Regions from separate parts of the Homo sapiens genome. Here region 2 is linked to region 1. A link is an interaction called in ENCODE POLR2A ChIA-PET data of the cell type or tissue named here. Cell type or tissue: HepG2. All regions are shown on one strand. Each heading gives the region's core, and the rest is flanking DNA. Links, peaks and the distances in the headings are about the cores only.

The links. ChIA-PET counts read pairs that join two places held together with the same protein. Peaks named below come from ENCODE experiments on the same cell type or tissue, not always from the same donor. Only the 100,000 strongest peaks of a DNase experiment are listed, where the experiment ranks them.
Region 2: POLR2A ChIA-PET joins it to region 1 with 8 read pairs; 2 of 35 experiments call an interaction of 5 or more read pairs at or near these places.

The regions. Positions count from the first base shown.
Region 1 is chr19:9,783,211-9,788,382 of GRCh38, reverse strand. LOC100505555 (a long non-coding RNA gene) reads left to right here. Exons shown (of 2, transcript NR_148545.1): 2 at 573-977. It also overlaps a transcript of ZNF846 not described here. Among named protein-coding and RNA genes, the nearest start is that of ZNF846, 17 kb to the right of the region's middle. RefSeq lists a silencer at 2,522-2,751 and enhancers at 2,575-3,406, 3,407-4,238. In HepG2, for the core only: no CTCF peak of the experiment used is centred there; DNase peaks (open chromatin) are centred at 2,182, 2,672 and 3,502; H3K4me3 peaks cover 2,565 bases.
Region 2 is chr19:9,164,487-9,169,658 of GRCh38, reverse strand. No RefSeq gene overlaps it. Among named protein-coding and RNA genes, the nearest start is that of OR7D2, 12 kb to the left of the region's middle. In HepG2, for the core only: no CTCF peak of the experiment used is centred there; no DNase peak of the experiment used is centred there.

The sequences.
Region 1 (5,172 bases), core at 536-4,535:
CAAAACAAAGCACCATTATGTCATCATTTTTTATCCAAAAACATAAATTTTGAAGGCCTGGCACAGTGACTCATACCTGTACTCCCAGCACTGGGAGGCTGCAGCAGGACGATAACTTGAGCCCAGGAGTTTGAGGCTGTAGTGAGTTGTGATCGCACCACTGCACTCCAGCCTGGGTGACAGAGTGAGACACTGTCTCAAAAAAACAAACAAAAAACAAACTGATGGTCAGGCGAGGTGGCTCACACCTGTAATCCCAGCGCTCTGGGAGGCTGAGGCCGACGGATCATGAGGTCAGGAGATGGAGAACATGCTGGCCAACATGGTAAAACCTGGTCTCTACTAAAAATACAAAAAATTATCTGGTCGTGGTGGCACGCGCCTGTAGTCCCAGCTATTTGGGAGGCTGAGGCAGGAGAATTGCTTGAACCTGGGAGTCGGTTGCAGTGAGCCGAGATCGCGCCACTGCACTCCAGCCTGGCGACAGAGCAAGACTCTGTCTCAAAAACAAAAAACAAAAAACAAAAACAAAAACAAAAACCTGATTTACTTCTTTTCCCAATTCATTTCAGACCAGAAGACCATGTAGCACCAAAAAGATAGCTGCAAAGCGGAATAAAGTTGGGGAAAACAATCTGCTGGCCGGAAGAGAGTAAGATGCAGGAGGATGATTGCCGGTTCTCCGCAGCACGAGTCAGGGAGGCCATGAGATGGAAGAGCCACCCCACAATGGGAAGAACCTGGAGACAAGGTTCTCCTTGTCTATGCCCAAGAGAAGCCACCCTTCAGGAGAGAGTTTCTGAGTTTCATGAACTTGGGGAACATTCTAAACCTATTCAAAATATGCTTACTCACAGAGAGGTCTCACAAGTAGGCACGTCGTCCATAAATGAGACTCGCATGTTGAATATTTACACAGAATTCAGTTTTTGTTTAGATGACTATCAGAATAAAATATCTGTGTATGAAAAGCCTTATGAATGTCATGACTATAATGGAACCTATGGCAAAGCATTCATCGTACTCAATTTGAAGGAATTCAGACAAGGCAGAAGCAGTCTAGGTGCTCTGAAAATGGCAGCAATTTTTTTTTTTTTTTTGCGACAGAGTCTCGCGTCTTGCTCTGTCACCCAGGCTGGGTTGCAGTGGCATGATCTCGGCTCCTGCAATCTTCTCCTCCCGGGTTCAGGCGATTCTCCCACATCAGCCTCCCAAGTAGCTGGGATTACAGGCATATACCACCACGCCCGGCTAATCTTTGCATTTTTAGTAGAGATGAGTTTTCACCATGTTGGCCATGCTGGTCTCAAACTCCTGACCACAACTGATCCGCCCACTTCGGCCTCCAAATGTGCTGGGATTATAGGCATGAGCCACCACACCCAACCTAAATGGCAGCAGCTTCTAATGTAGCAATGCACTTGCTTGCTTGTCAAGACAGACTTTCCATGGGGGAGAATCCCTATGAGTGCAATAAGAGTGACAAAGTCTTCAGTTGATTAGTTATCCCTTAATTGACAGGCATCGACTCAACGTGGTGAGAAGCCACATGTACATAATCCATGTGGAAAAACCAGGCCTGGAGCGGTGGCTCACGTCTGTAATCCCAACACTTTGAAGACTGATTACAAACTGGGAGGTTGAGGTAGGAGAATCCCTTGAGCCCAGGAGTTCAAGACCAACCTGGGCAATATAGTGCAACCGCTATCTCCACAAAAAATTAGCCTGCTGTGGTGTCACGAGCCTGTAGTCCCACCTACTAGAGGAATTGAGGCCGGAGGGTCACTTTAGCCCAGGGGTTGGAGGCTGCAGTGGTGAGGGTCTCGGTGAGGGGGACATGGGGGCGGGCACCCGGTGAGGGACAGACGGGGGCGGGAGCCATGATTGCGCCACTCACTCCAGCCTGGGCAACAGAGGGAGATCCTGACCTTAAAAAAACCCTCTTCACTATTATTTTTGGTATAAAATAAAAAATTATTTAAAAATTGTATTAGGAAATAAAAATATTAGTGAAAAGGGATGTATCAGTTATCTACTGCTGTATAACAAACCACCTGGAAACAGCGCATACTCGTACATGGCGGCATAAGCGCAGAGGAAAGCGAGCAGAGGCATTTCGAGGTCCAGCCCAACCGACTCCCTCCATCATGGTCCAGCCCCCCATACGTCCTCCCGCCGGGTTCCGCCCCCACGGTCCCCAGTGAAGCCGGAGGGCGGGGTCCAATCGCGTTTGGCTGCGCGGAAACTAAGACTTCTCCCCAGAGTTGCGGAGGACGCGGCCGCCGCCCCTCCCAACTCCTCAGGCCTCCGAGGCCGGGTCCAGAGCCCTCAGTTCCTTCTGAAACCCTGGAGCGGAATCAGAAGTGCGCGTGGCCACAGCGGCGCCTCCTGCCCTTTAGCCGCCGCTGGCCCAACGGTTTCCCCAGCAGTAGCCTCTGCGACCAGGTGCGGCTTCAGGTGCGGCTTAGCCACCCGGAGGGAGGCAGACGGGGGCGGGGTCTCGGTGAGGGAGAGATGGGAGCGGGGACTGGGTGAAGGGCGAGATGGGGGTGGGGTCTCGGTGAGGGTGAGACGGGGGCGGAGCCTCGGTGAGGGGGAGATGGGGGCAAGGTCTTGGTGAGGGAGAGATGGGGGCGGGGACTCGGTGAGAGGGAGATGGGGGCGGGGTCTGGGTGAGGGAGAGACGGGGGCGGAGTCTCGGTGAGGGGGAGATGGGGCGGGGTCTCGGTGAGGGAGAGATGGGGCGGGGTCTGGGTGAGGGAGAGACGCGGGCGGCGACTCGGCGAGGGAGAGATGGGGGCGGGGACTCGGTCTTGGTTGAGACAGGGGCGGGGACTCCGTGAGCGAGAGACGGGGGCGGGGAGTCGGTGAAGGGAGAGATGGGGGTGGGGTCTCCGTGAAAGAGAGTAGTGGTGAGGGGACAGACTGGGAGGCTGACGCAGGCGGATCACGAGGGCAATCGATTAAGACCATACTGGCCAACATGGTGAAACCCCATCTCTACTAAAAATACAAAAATTAGCTGGGCATGCTGGCAGGCGCCTGTAGTCCCAGCTACTGGGGAGGCTGAGGCAGGAGAATCGCTTGAACCTGGGAGGCGGAAGTTGCAGTGAGCCGAGATCGGGCCACTCCAGCCTGGTGATAGAGCGAGACTCCGTCTCAAAAAAAAAAAAAAAAAAAAATCTCGGTGAAGGGGGAGACAGGGTGGGGTCTCAGTAGTGAGAGAACAGATGGGGCCGGGGTATTGTGAGGCTGCATCAATGATGCATATTTCCCAGTCTCACTGACTTCTTATGGTTAGGTCAGTATATGTGCGGGGGAAAAGAAAGAGAGATCAGACTGTTACTTGTGGGGAAAAGAGAGATCAGACTGTTACTGTGTCTATGTAGAAAAAGGAAGACACAAGAAACTCCATTTTGATCTGTACTTAGAAAAATTCTTCTGCTTTGAGATGCTGTTAATCTGTAACCTTAGCCCCAACCCTGTGCTTGCAAAAACATGTGCTGTGTTGACTCAAGGTTTAATGGATTTAGGGCTGTGCAGGATGTGCTTTGTTAAAAATGTGTTTGCAGGCAGTATGCTTGGTAAAAGGCATCGCCATGCTCCATTCTCGGTTACCCAGGGACACAGTGCACTGTGGAAGGCCGCAGGCACCTCTGCCCAAGAAAGCCCGGGTATTGTCCAAGGTTTCCCCCCACTGAGACAGCCTGAGATATGGCCTTGTGGGAAGGGAAAGACCTTACTGTCCCCCAGCCTGACACCCGTAAAGGGTCTGTGCTGAGGAGGATTAGTGAAAGAGGAAGGCCTCTTTGCAGTTGAGATAAGAGGAAAGCATCTGTCTCCTGCTCATCCCTGGGAATGGAATGTCTTGGTGTAAAACCCGATTGCACATTCTATTTACTGAGATAGGAGAAAACCGCCTTATGGCTGGAGGTGAGACATGCTGGCGGCAATACTGCACTGAGATGTTTGTGTAAAGTGAAACATAAATCTGGCCTACATGCACATCCAGGCACAGCACCGTTCCTTAAACTTATTTGTGACATAGCGTCCTTTGCTCACATTTTCCTGCTGACCCTCTCCCTACCATTACCCTATAGTCCTGCCACATCCCCCTTGCCCAGATAGTAGAGAAAGTGATCAATAAATACTGAGGGAACTCAGAGACCAGTGCCGGTGCAGATCCTCACTTGCTGAGCACCCGTCTCCTGGGCCCACTTTTCTTCCTCTATACTTTGTGTCTTATTTCCTTTTCTCAGTCTCTTGTCTCCACCTTGCGAGAAATACCAACAGGTGTGGAGGGGCAGGCCCCCTTCAATACGAAAAAAATCTACATGGGCCTGGACTTTTTTTCTTTAGGAAAAAAAATCACCATTATCTGGCCAGGCGCGATGGCTAGTGCCTGCAGTCCCAACACTTTGGGAGGCCGAAGCGGGCAGATCGCTTGAGCTCAGAAGTTCAAGACCAGTCTGGACAATATGGCAAAACCCGGTATCTACAAAAATAAAAATAAATAAAAATAAAAATTAGCCAAGCATAGTGGCACTGTGCCTGTAGTTCCAACTACTTGGGGGGCTGAGGTGGGAGGATCACCTGAGCTTGGGAGGTTGAGGTGGTGGTGAACAGTGATTGTGCCACTGTACTCCATCCAGGCGACAGAGTAAGACCCTGTCTGAAATTAAAAAAAAAAACAAAAACAAAACTGGCCGGACACGGTGACTCACACCTGTAATCCCAGCACTTGAGCTCAGGAGTTGGAGACCAGCCTGGTGAAATTATGTCTCATTATTATTTATACAAAATAAACTTTTAAAGAATATATATATATATATATATATTTTTTTTTTTTTTTTTTTAGTGATGAGACTCTCACTATGTTGCCCAGGCTGGAGGGCAGTGGCTATTCATAGTGGCAATCATAGCACACTGCAGCCTTGAACTCCTGGCCAACATGGCGAAACCCTGTCTCTACTAAAAATACAAAATTAGCTAGGCATGGTGATGCGGGTCTGTAATCCCAGCTACTAGGGAGGCTGAGGCAGGAGAATCGCTTGAACTTGGGAGTTGGAGGTTGCAGTGAGCTGAGATCGTGCTACTGCACTCCAGCCCAGGTGACAGAAAGCTAGACTCCATCTCAAAAAAAAAAAAAAAAAAAAAAAAAAAAGAATTATA
Region 2 (5,172 bases), core at 748-4,747, 620 kb after region 1:
GTTTTGTGTACTGCTGCCTTGCCAAAGCCTATAAATACCTGGACAAGAAAGTCATTAGTTAATTCCCAGTATTTATGAGAATGTAGTATGACATTGCTAGCATTTTAATGTAGCTGATAAAAGTCATTTCGTAAGTGATGGAGGTAAAATGAGTTATCCATTCTGACAAGATCTCTAAGTACAACATACCCTGCCACCAAACTGATGGCAACTCTTAGACCTTCTCAAGAGACACAAATACCCTCATACTCACACCTCCAAAGGGACCAGGGATCTCTGGTCTAAAAAAACCCAAATCCAAGCTGAGACACACACTTAACAGTCCCCCAAGGGCTTTTACAAAGAAGAAACTTAGCACAATACATAATATATATATATATATATATATATATAATTTTTTTTTGTTTTGTTTTTGTTTTTTTTTGAGACACAGTCTCGCTGTGTCACCAAGGCTGGAGTGCAGTGGCAAAATCTCGGCTCACTGCAACCTCCGCCTCCCTGGTTCACGTGATTCTCCTGCCTCAGCCTCCCAGGTAGCTGGGAATACAGATATGCACCACCATGCCCAGCTAATTTTTTTGTACTTTTAGTAGAGACGGGATTTCACCATGTTGTCCAGGCTGGTCTCCAACTCCTGACCTCATGTGATCCCCCAGCCTCAGCCTCCCAAACTGCTGGGATTACAAGCATGAGCCAATGTATCTGACTGATACGTAAATATTTTGCAAGTAACCTGCCTGACTGCAAACCCTTGGCCTCTCTACTCCAAACTCCAAACTCCAAACCCAGGTTTCCCAGGACACACATATTAGGAATGCATGGATGTGTTCACTCAGGTAAGGAACGATGCCCGCAATGGCCAATGTGTGCAGAATAACAATGTAAGGCCAGGCGCAGTGGCTCACGCCTGTAATCCCAGCATTTTGGGAGGCCAAAATGGGAGAGGATCACTTGCGGTCAGGAGTTCGAGATCAGTCTGGCCAACATGGTGAAGCCTTGTCTCTACTAAAAATGCAAAAAATTACCTGGGTGTGGTGGTGTGTGCCTGTAATCCCAGCTACTTTGGAGGGTGAGGCAAGAGAATCCCTTGAACCTGGGAAGTGGAGGTTGCAGTGAGCTGAGATCATGCCATTGCACTTGGCCTGGGCGACAGAGTCAGGCCCTGACTTAGAAAAAGAAAAAAAAAAAAAAAAAAAAAAAAAAAAGAGGGAAATGGAGAAATTGGAGAAAAGAGAGAGACAGAATTTTAAAAATCTAGAGAAAGAAATATAAAGAGAGAGAGAGAGATGGAAAGGGAAGAAAGTAAAACCACTTAGCTAAGGAAGCTCAAAAATGAAAATGTGGAAATGGGAGAGGGTAGAAGGCTGTTGGAGAGGGAGTCTGAGGCCCTCAGATGAACCAAGTATGTAAGGAAGAAAATTAAGGAATAAATCTGTCCCGAATGTCAAAGTCAGAGTCCACCACTCGTAGGCTCCCACCCTGGAAACACACTAGGTCCTTCCGTTGTGCTGAATGGCAGAAAGACGGCTGAGCAGACCATGTGAGAGCACAAACACTATCTCCAGCAACACAGGAGTCCAGGGTCTTCACAGCCATGAGGTCCCCGCCGGGCCTCCAGGCTTAATCTCAATCTTGCCATTTTCCTTCCTGGTAACTAAAAACAATGGCCAAAGCTCCATCATGGAGCTTGGATTCCTGTGCAATTGGGTTCTGCTTGCAACAGAAGGTGGTTTGAAAACAACCTTTTAATGGCATCAGACCCACTTGTCATCACTGCATGGCTGCTGATGGGTACCTGAGACACCTTCTTTGTAGGATTTCCTTGTTCCTTGGCAGGGTTTCTAATGAAATAACAGGAGGTGGAGGGGAGGGCATGTGTGGGGGGTGTCAGTTACTACATGTTTGTTTTTTTTTTTGACCGAGTCTCACTCTTTCGCTCAGGCTGGAGTGCAGTGGTGTGATCTCGGCTCACTGCAACCTCTGCCTCCCGGGTTCGAGCAATTGTCCTGCCTCAGCTTCCCAGTAGCCGGGACTACAGGCACGCGCCACCACGCCCGGCTAACTTTTGTATTTTTAGTAGAAATGAGGTTTCACTATGTTGGTCAGGCTGATCTCGAACTCTTGGCCTCGTGATCCTCCCTCCTTGGCCTCCCAAAGTGCTGGGATTACAGACATGAGCCACTGCACCCGTCCCAGTTACTGCATCTTGAAGAAATCAGGCTTGGGGATGGGAGCAGGAAAACACATCACCCTTTTCAGTTATTACACAAAGCTGTGCACAGCAAGGCTTATTACCACTACACCTACCTCTCCCTTCATTCCTCCCTGGGTGGCCAGGGCAGGCCAGGAGGCATTGTGTTATTGGCTTAGGGGACCACCACATTCAGAGCAAATTCAAGCTACAACAGGGAGAAGCACCTGTTTTCCTAAGGACCTCAGACATCTGGATTTTAAGGAGTCACTAAATGGATTCCACAGATGAAGAGGACAGAAGAGTTAGTGAACTTTAAGATATATCAGTAGAAGTCATACAAACTGGAAAACAAACACATTAGAAAAATGAAACAGGAACTTCAGAGTCCTGTGGCGCAGCTGGAGTCCCAAAAGGAGAAAATGAGGAAGAAAACAACTTCGGAAAATTCCTGAGAATTGAAAGCAGGAACTCACACAGACACTTGCATCCAATGTCCATATTGTAGGGGCAACAAGATTTCACCTTCATCATCTTAGGATCCTTGCTGGGCCTGATAATTACACCGACATACGATTAGGTTAACAAGATTAAAGCATACACATGTATTTGTTTAATGAAAGTTTTATGTGGCATGGGGTTCCTCATAAGGAAACAAGCCAGAAAAGCAGTTAAGAGCCAAACACTTATAAACTGAATTGGACAGACAAGTAAACTGCGCTAATGGGATAAAACCAAGGGTGTGGGCTAGGGTGGTTAATCAGGTAGAGAAGTGGCTCAGAAGCCGTAGTGTAATGAGGTTGGTTTGGATAGATCTCCTTTGCCTCAACTTTGCATCCTTCATGCTAAGAATGCTGTCTTCAGGCTGGGCGCAGTGGCTCACACCTGTAATCCCAACACTTTGGGAGGCTGAGGCGGGCATATCACCTGAGGTCAGGAGTTCAAGACCAGCCTGACCAACATGGTAAAACTCCGTTTCTACTAAAAATACAAAAATTAGCCGGGCATGGTGGCAGGCTACTCGGCGAGTACCCAGCTACTTTGGAGGCTGAGGCAGGATAATTGCTTGAATCCAGGAGGCAGAGGTTGCAGTGAGCCCAGATCGCGCCACTGCACTCCAGCCTGGGCAACAGAGCAAGACTGCATCTCAAGAAAAAAGAAAAAAAAATCATCAATATCAGTATGATTCACAATAGCCAAGAGGTAGAAACAGCCCAAATGTTCATCAATAGATGAATGAATAAAACGTGACACATACATGCAACAGAATTTATTAAGCCATAAAAGGGAATGAAATTCTGATACATGCTACAACATGGATAAGCCTTGAAAACATTACTTTTAATGAAATAAGGCAGACGCACACAAAACAACGTATTTTATTATTCTACTTCTGACAAAATTCATGGACACTACCTACAAGTTACCAGGGGCTGAAGATAGAAGTGTTGAGGAGTGATTGCTTAATGGGTACATAATTTTTTGGAATGAAGAGAAAGATCTGAAAATGGATAGTGGTGGTAGCCAATATTGTCAATGTACTTAATGCCACCGAACAGTACACCTAAAAAATGATTAAAATGGGGCTGTGCGCGGTGGCTCACACATGTAATCCTAGCACTTTGGGAGGCCGAGGCAGGTGGATCATGAGGTCAAGAGATCAAGACCATCCTGGCCAACATGGTGAAACTCCATTTCTACTAAAAATACAAATATTAGCTGGGCATGGTGGTGCGCACCTATAGTCCCAGCTACTCAGGAGGCTGAGGCAGGAGAATTGCTTGAACCCAGGATGTGGAGGTTGCAGTGAGCCAAGATTGCACCACTGGACTCCAGCTTGGGCAACAGAACGAGACTCTGCCTCAAAAAACAAAAACAAACAAACAAAAAAACCCAGTGAATTTCATGTTATGTTTATTTTACCACAATTAAAAAATTATGAAGAAATAATGGCCAAATACTTCCTTGTGAAAGACAGTGACTCACGTATCTAAGAATCTGAAGGATCCCCAAGCAGAGTAAATGCACAGGAAACTGCACCAAGACACAGAGTCAAACTGTTGAAAACCCAAGATAATTATCTGAAGAGGAGCCAGTGACAAGCAACACATTACTTACATTACTTACAGGGGAATAATGTTAAGAATAACGCTAACTTTTAGTCAGCAACAATGGAGGCCAGAAGACAAAGAAATGACCCCTTTAAAGCATATCCAGACCAGGCGCGGTGGCTCACACCTGTAATCCCAGCACCTTGGGAGGCTGAGGCAGGCAGATCACCTGAGGTCAGGAGTTCAAGACCAGCCTGGCTAACGTGATGGAACCTCAACTTTACTAAAAATACAAAAATTTGCCAGGCATGGTGGTGCAAACCTATAATCCCAGCTACTCAGGTGGCTAAGGCACAAGATCGTTTGAACCTGGGAGGTGGAGGTTGTAGTGAGCTGAGATCATGCCACTGCACTCCAGCCTGGGCGACACTCTGTCTCAAAAAATAAATTAAAATAAAATAAAATAACATATTCAGCCAAAGTATCTCCAAAAACTAAGGTGAGGAGACTTCCAGGTAACTAAAAACAATGGCCAGTGAGTGGTAAGCAACCTCCCCAAATCCCCTTTCAAATGCTGTGAAGTAACTCCACACCTATGAATCTTCTACACAAAACTATACCTTCAACACTGCCTTTAAGACATAGAGAATGCCAAAATTGCAACATAACTATGAGTAAAATGAGAAAAAGCATTAAATCTTAGCACCACGGTCCCACACATGCCCACCCCAAGGCTCTGTTAGGTAAACTGCAAGAAAGAGGGATAGCTGGTGGGGGGGCCTGAGACAGAGCTGGAGCAAGACCCTCAGAATCATCTACCCTTAATTTGAAAATGCAAAAAAACAAAACAGAATCAAAACCCTGGCCAATCATAGGAGAACTGCAGGAAACAGACTTAAAACTATGTGTCATTTATAGGCCGGAGCAACT